2 separate regions of the Mus musculus genome follow, and region 1 is linked to region 2. The links are chromatin loops, found by intact Hi-C in ENCODE. Cell type or tissue: heart. All regions are shown on one strand. Each heading gives the region's core, and the rest is flanking DNA. Links, peaks and the distances in the headings are about the cores only.

Evidence for each region. Peaks named below come from ENCODE experiments on the same cell type or tissue, not always from the same donor. Only the 100,000 strongest peaks of a DNase experiment are listed, where the experiment ranks them.
Region 1: a loop joins it to region 2, with 2.1 times the contacts of the local background. A loop is called at or near these places in 3 of 42 quality-filtered maps.

Annotation. Positions count from the first base shown.
Region 1 is chr2:26,121,335-26,124,238 of GRCm38, forward strand. It overlaps a transcript of Nacc2 not described here. Among named protein-coding and RNA genes, the nearest start is that of Tmem250-ps, 18 kb to the right of the region's middle. In heart, for the core only: no CTCF peak of the experiment used is centred there; DNase peaks (open chromatin) are centred at 407, 947 and 1,447; H3K4me3 peaks cover 2,196 bases; H3K27ac peaks cover 1,661 bases; H3K27me3 peaks cover 878 bases.
Region 2 is chr2:26,023,062-26,025,965 of GRCm38, forward strand. No RefSeq gene overlaps it. Among named protein-coding and RNA genes, the nearest start is that of Ubac1, 2.8 kb to the left of the region's middle. In heart, for the core only: a CTCF peak has its summit at 1,437 (motif pointing right); no DNase peak of the experiment used is centred there.

The DNA.
Region 1 (2,904 bases), core at 173-2,672, 98 kb after region 2:
AAGATTGTTGGAGGGTGAGACAGGAATGTTGGCTGTCCACCCCATAGCTGAACACGCTTTGTCCCCTCAACTGTGAAATTAAAAGTCACTGCCAACCCTCCCAGGACATCATATTTAAAGACCACACAGTGTGCAGAGCCCCACGGAACATACTGCCCTCATCTTTAGTCAAAATGGAAACAGAAAGGAATAGCAGTTAAGAATTTGTAGAAGGAAGAGAACAGAAGAGCAGGACCAGAGGGCTGGCTGCACCAGGGATGACACGAACGTGCCCACATGAACGTGCACATGAATTGCTCGGAAGGAAGGGCTTTACTGGACCAAGAACCTAGACAGACCAGCCAGGACCATGGCCCAGCTCACTCCACCCCCAGACAGGCTCAGCTGCAACACCCCCAGAGCTACACCTGAAAGCTAGTATAGAGGGCCCACAAACATCTCCATCCGGAATCTCCAAGGAGAGGGAGTAGGGTACAGTGGGTGTTGCGGGTGAGGTCAGCCCCAGGGAGCAGAATGGGGGAGCCCGCAAACCCTAGGGTTCAAGAAGCACCAGTATCAGCAGTAAGCAGCGCGGAACAGATCTGCCCATGAAATGAACTTAAAGAAGGGCTGAGGCGACCCCACACACTCCCGTAACATATGCACGGGAGAAGCGGGAACCGAGTCCCAGCCTCGGGCGGGCGAAAAGCCATGGAGATGGCTAATCTCACCTCCCCCAGCCCACACACCCTTGAGTTTTCTTGGAGAAGAGTCCGGAGACCTGACAACTTTGCGGAGATGCAGAAACAGGGACAAGCCAAAAGCCCCCTCCCACTGCAGCGAAACCCAGTGTCTCCCAAAGTTGGAGTTGGCACCAAAGAGAAAGGGAGGCAGTGACGACCCCTGGCACCAACCGGCCCACCTAGCTAGGGAAGACGGACACGGGCCGAATCTGATGCGCAGACGCGCTGCCTCTGACCTGGCCAGCCAGGAGGGGTGTGTCCCCTGCGCCCTGGCCAGAGGCCAGTGTCATCGGGGCTTTCCCTCCCGTGCAGGACGAACCCGGGGTCTCCTGTGGCCAGAGGACCCCAACGGGAAAGGAAGGCACTAGCGCACCCGGAGTGCCAGTTTTGGCCGGGCCAGGGCCGGGCTCTGGGCCGGGACACCTCGGCGAGCCGGCCTCTCCGCCCCGGGGCCAGCGAGCAGATCTAGCGCGGCCCGTGCCCCACTCGGCCGCGCCCCGGGCGCGCGGCGGGCACTGCGGCAGGCGGCGGGTGCGCAAGTTGGGCGGCCGCGCCGCGGAGTTTGCGGGAAGTGCGGGCGGGACGACTGGCCCGCGGCGGAAACGGCGCGACGCGCGCCAAGTTGGCCGTACCTGCGGGCACCCGGCCCAGTCCGGCCTGGGCAGCAGCGGCGCCGCCCGCGGCAGGAAGTGCTCCGGCGTCCCCGAGCTCCGGCGCCCGCGGACTTTCTCCGACCTCGCCCAGCACCGGCGGCCGCACCGCGGCGGGGGCGGGGCGCGGGGGAGGCGCCCGCGGGCTGTTTAAAGGGACAGAGCGCCGACCGCGCGCGCGCGCGCGCACTCGTCGCCAGGTGGGCGCGGGAGAAGAAAGCATAGAGGGGTCTGGTAGGGAGATCCCGAGAGTTGCTGCGTGGTGCCTTCCGAGCACTTAGCGTTCAAGCCTGCACCGGGCACCGAAGGGGATGGGATCAGCGCCCAAACAGGGGTAGGACCTGAGGCACTGAGTCCCAACCTCTTAATTCCCCGCTTGCACCCACCAGTTTTGAATGGCAAATCGCGTGACTGAGCAGCCTTGGAATAAGTACCACCGGGCTCTGGTGCCTGCTGCCCACCGACTTACAGCCATGTGGAGGAGGCTCTTGCAATATAGAGGCCCAGTGGGATCCAGGCATGTGACAGTGTCTCCAGACATGGTCAACAGTACTCACTGTTTGCTCAAGGCTATGCTCTCTTGAACAGAGATCTGGTTTTAATACAAGTGCTTAGAAATAAAACCGGCCACACACCTCAAAGTACCCAGGAGTCCCCTTGGTTGCCCTCCCAACCTGAGTCTCAGTGTGTGCTCAGGCACCAGTGCCTTTTGAGAGTCACAGCCATCTTGGCCCTACGCCACACAAGGGTGCTTGCAGAAAAAAATAAGAATGGCACCAGGAAAGAGGTCATGAGCAAGGTCACTGGGGAGGAAGCGCATCAAGTGAACACAAGTTGACCCCCTCCCCCAAGACTTTAGCTGCTGGCTAAGGTCATTACTAGGCATTAGCTTGTCGGAGTATCTCAGACCCTGGCTTTTTTGTCCATGCTTTGGTCATAACTGACTGTTGGCCTAAACTTGACTTCAGCACTGCTTCTAGAAAACACCTCCTACCACCCAAACCCCACCCCAACACACACGAACTATCTCATTCCCCTTCCAGCCCACCAGGTAAACAGATATGGAACCTCAATCCTGGGCTTTCCCCAGAACCCCACTTAGATCTAAATTTGGTCCCAGGTCCAAAAGCCCACCCCCACACTGTCAGCCTATTGAGGGCTGTCTGTCCGAGGGAAGCTGAGAAAAGGGGGCAAGATGCTGGAGACCCTCAACCACGCATGGTTGAGTTAGAAGTCACTTGGGCATGGGGACGTGGCAATGAGCAAGGGCAGTTATGCATAATGCCACCTGCTTTACACAGGTGAGTGGGAGCAAGGCTTCGAGCAAACCTGGGGCCCAGGCAGGAGATGGTGACCACAGAGGATTCCTTCAGGCTCCTAACTTTAAATACCAGCCCCAGTGCCTTTACTCCCAGCACTTGGGAGGCAGAGGCAGGCGGATGTCTGTGAATTTGAGGCCAACCTTGTCTACACAGTGAGCTCCAGGACAACCAGAGATACGTAAGAAATACCCTGTCTGTCAAACAAACAAA
Region 2 (2,904 bases), core at 240-2,739:
TTTGCAATGTGTGTATGAGGTCCCTTTGGAGCTGGAGACAACAGATCCTCTCCTCCAAAACCTCCAGGCTTCTATGTGAACACAGAGATACCCCTCAGAGCACTATGAGGAAGGATAGGCTGCCCAGCCTCCCAGGTCAGCCTTACTACAGAAGCCCGGCAGGCACAGCTCTGTGGGTGCTCATGCAGTATTCAAGGGAGAATGCATCTCCCTCTACTCACCAGCTGGGCTAAGGCAAGGAGCTTGCATGGAGACTCAGCTTCTGCCCATCTGGTGCCATTCTGTACCTTGTCCAGTTTCAGTCTCTGCTTCAGAGAACATGCTGTCCCCTCCCTGCCTGCCTATAGGAAGGCGCGTGCTCGTAGAGTACCTGCTGTTTATGCTGGGGATGCAACGGGGAGGGTTGAGTGAAGTTCCTTGGCTGGCAGATCCTGTTTTCCTGCGATGGGCCAGCCAGACAAGGCTCTGAAGACTCTTTTTTTCTTTTTAAAGATTTATTTATTTATTTATTTATTTATTTTATTTATTTATTATATGTAAGTACACTGTAGCTGTCTTCAGACACTCCAGAAGAGGGCGTCAGATCTCGTTACGGATGGTTTTGAGCCACCATGTGGTTGCTGGGATTTGAACTCAGGACCTTTGGAAGAGCAGTCAGTGCTCTTACCCGCTGAGTCATCTCACCAGCCCGAAGACTCTTAATTAAAGCAACAGAAATTAGTTTTAGCCACCCCAGAGGAAAAAAAGAAATGTACAGAGTGGTCCCTAGGGGCTCTCTCAGAATCTCCACTGGCCAAGAAGACTAGGTAAAAGTCGGAAGTTCATTCAACACAGGGCCCACCTAGGCAAACACAGTACTACCTTCACACTGGATCCCCTAGTCCAGGCCCTACCTCACAAAGCTTGACAAGTAAGATCCAAGCAACCTGTAGCTTGTAACACTACTTACACCCTTAGGGTCACCTTCCTATCTATATGGTTTTCAAGAACAGAACAAGTCAGATGCTCCCAGAGCCAGTCAGCTCTCCATCTCAATTGGTCTGAGTATGACAGGTCCAGGGCCCATCTAGGAACCAGAGAGCCAGTCTTGGCAGATCTGTGGCAAGATGGCTGCCACACCAGGTACTGGTTCCACTCCAGCACCAAGAGTTCACAGGAGGAGGTGGCTGACAGGAACATGGCCCTCCTTCCCATGGCCTCCTACCCTCTGCCCTGGCAAGCACCCTGGGGAAACATGCCCTGTGTAGTGTCATGTACATGTTATGTTGTAATGTAGTACATGTTGTGTTGGCATTAGCTATGGTAGACAAGGTGGGAAGGCTCTCCCTGCAAAAAGGGCATCAGCTCTGATACAAATGCTTCTGCTAGTCATGAACAGGACAGAGTCCCCACACTGCAAATTTTACCAAAAAAGGGGGATACTGCAATACCTGGAGCAGACCACTAGAAGGCGCGAATAAGCCACTGTCAGCTCAGAGCAGGTATTTGTGAGTTGGCTGGTTGTATGGAATGAATGTGCATACTGTGTAAGCATGTATATGGATGTACATATGTTTGTGTACAGATGTATATGAATGCATTTATATGGGAGTATGCTGGTGTGTGTTTGTGTCTGTAGGAATACCAGTATGTATGGTACTGGTAGGTGGTGAACATAAACGCAGGAGCAGGTGTGCAGGTGAGCAGGTGAGCAGGTGTGCAGGTGTGCAGGTGTGGGTTCGACCTGGAACCCCAAGGCTTGGCAACCTGCAGAATGGGATGTGTAGAGCACTGAGGAGCAGCACCACCAGAGGAGGTTGCTGGGAATGGGCCATGAAGGATAACTGTGTTTTCCAGGCAACAAGTGAAGGAAATAGAAGGGCATGCTTCCATGCTCCCCTGTGGTGCACTGAGGGGATCCAGTTTGAGAAGTGTATCTCTGGTCCAACACTTTACAATAGGAGAGAGGGGAGACAAAGCCAGTACCAGGTCATCTGATTCAGCTTCTAAAGAGCCCCTATCCCCCCACCCCACCCCACCCTCACCCCAAGGCCTTCCTGAGCTGCCTAAACACCAGCCACCATGGCTGACCACGGTTAGAGTGTCCTGGGATAGCTACAGCTCCACAAAGGAGCCTGTGGCTCGAAACAACAGGAATGTTTTCTCACCTGTGCTGGGGATTCGTGATCAGCATCAAGTTCCCATTGGGACTGGCCATCCCAGGCCCCTCCCAGCGGCTCTCTCAGCCCTGGACACCCTTAACCTTGGCTCATATAGCTGGACTATTCCCTGCTGAGTCTTCGTGTTCTCTCCTCTTTCTTTCTTGGTTTTTGTTTGTTTGTTTGTTTTGTTTTGTTGGTTGGTTTTTTGTTTTTTGAGACAGGGTTTCTCTGTGTAGCCCTGGCTGTCCTGGAGCTCACTTTGTAGACCAGGCTGGCCTTGAACTCAGAAATCTGTCCGTCTCTGCCTCCCAAGTGCTGGGATTAAAGGCGTGCACCGCCACCGCCTGGCGTGTTCTCTCCTCTTATAAGGAAACCCGTTATTGAATCAGCACCACCCAAACTAGAACAAGCTCATCTGAGATCTTAAACCAAAGGACCTAAAGACCCCCTCCTTCAAAGCCATATTCTCGGGTTCCAAGTGGGCATGAGTTTGGGGACCTTCAAGTTGCAGCACTAGCGGAGAGGCCGTGGGCACTTACTAGCACAGGACTGTGTTGCTGTCCCCTATCCTCCCTATGCTACCCCATTCTGCACATACAAGCCCCCGCCTCCCAGTGACATTTGGGCTCAATTTTGACCTCTCAGCTCCCCGGGAGGTCAGCCCCAAGGATCCAGTGCCCAAGGTGGACAGAAATGAGGCAGAAAGAACCTCCCACCCCCAAGCCACAGCATCAGGAGTTGTGAAATGTGAGTGATCCCCAAG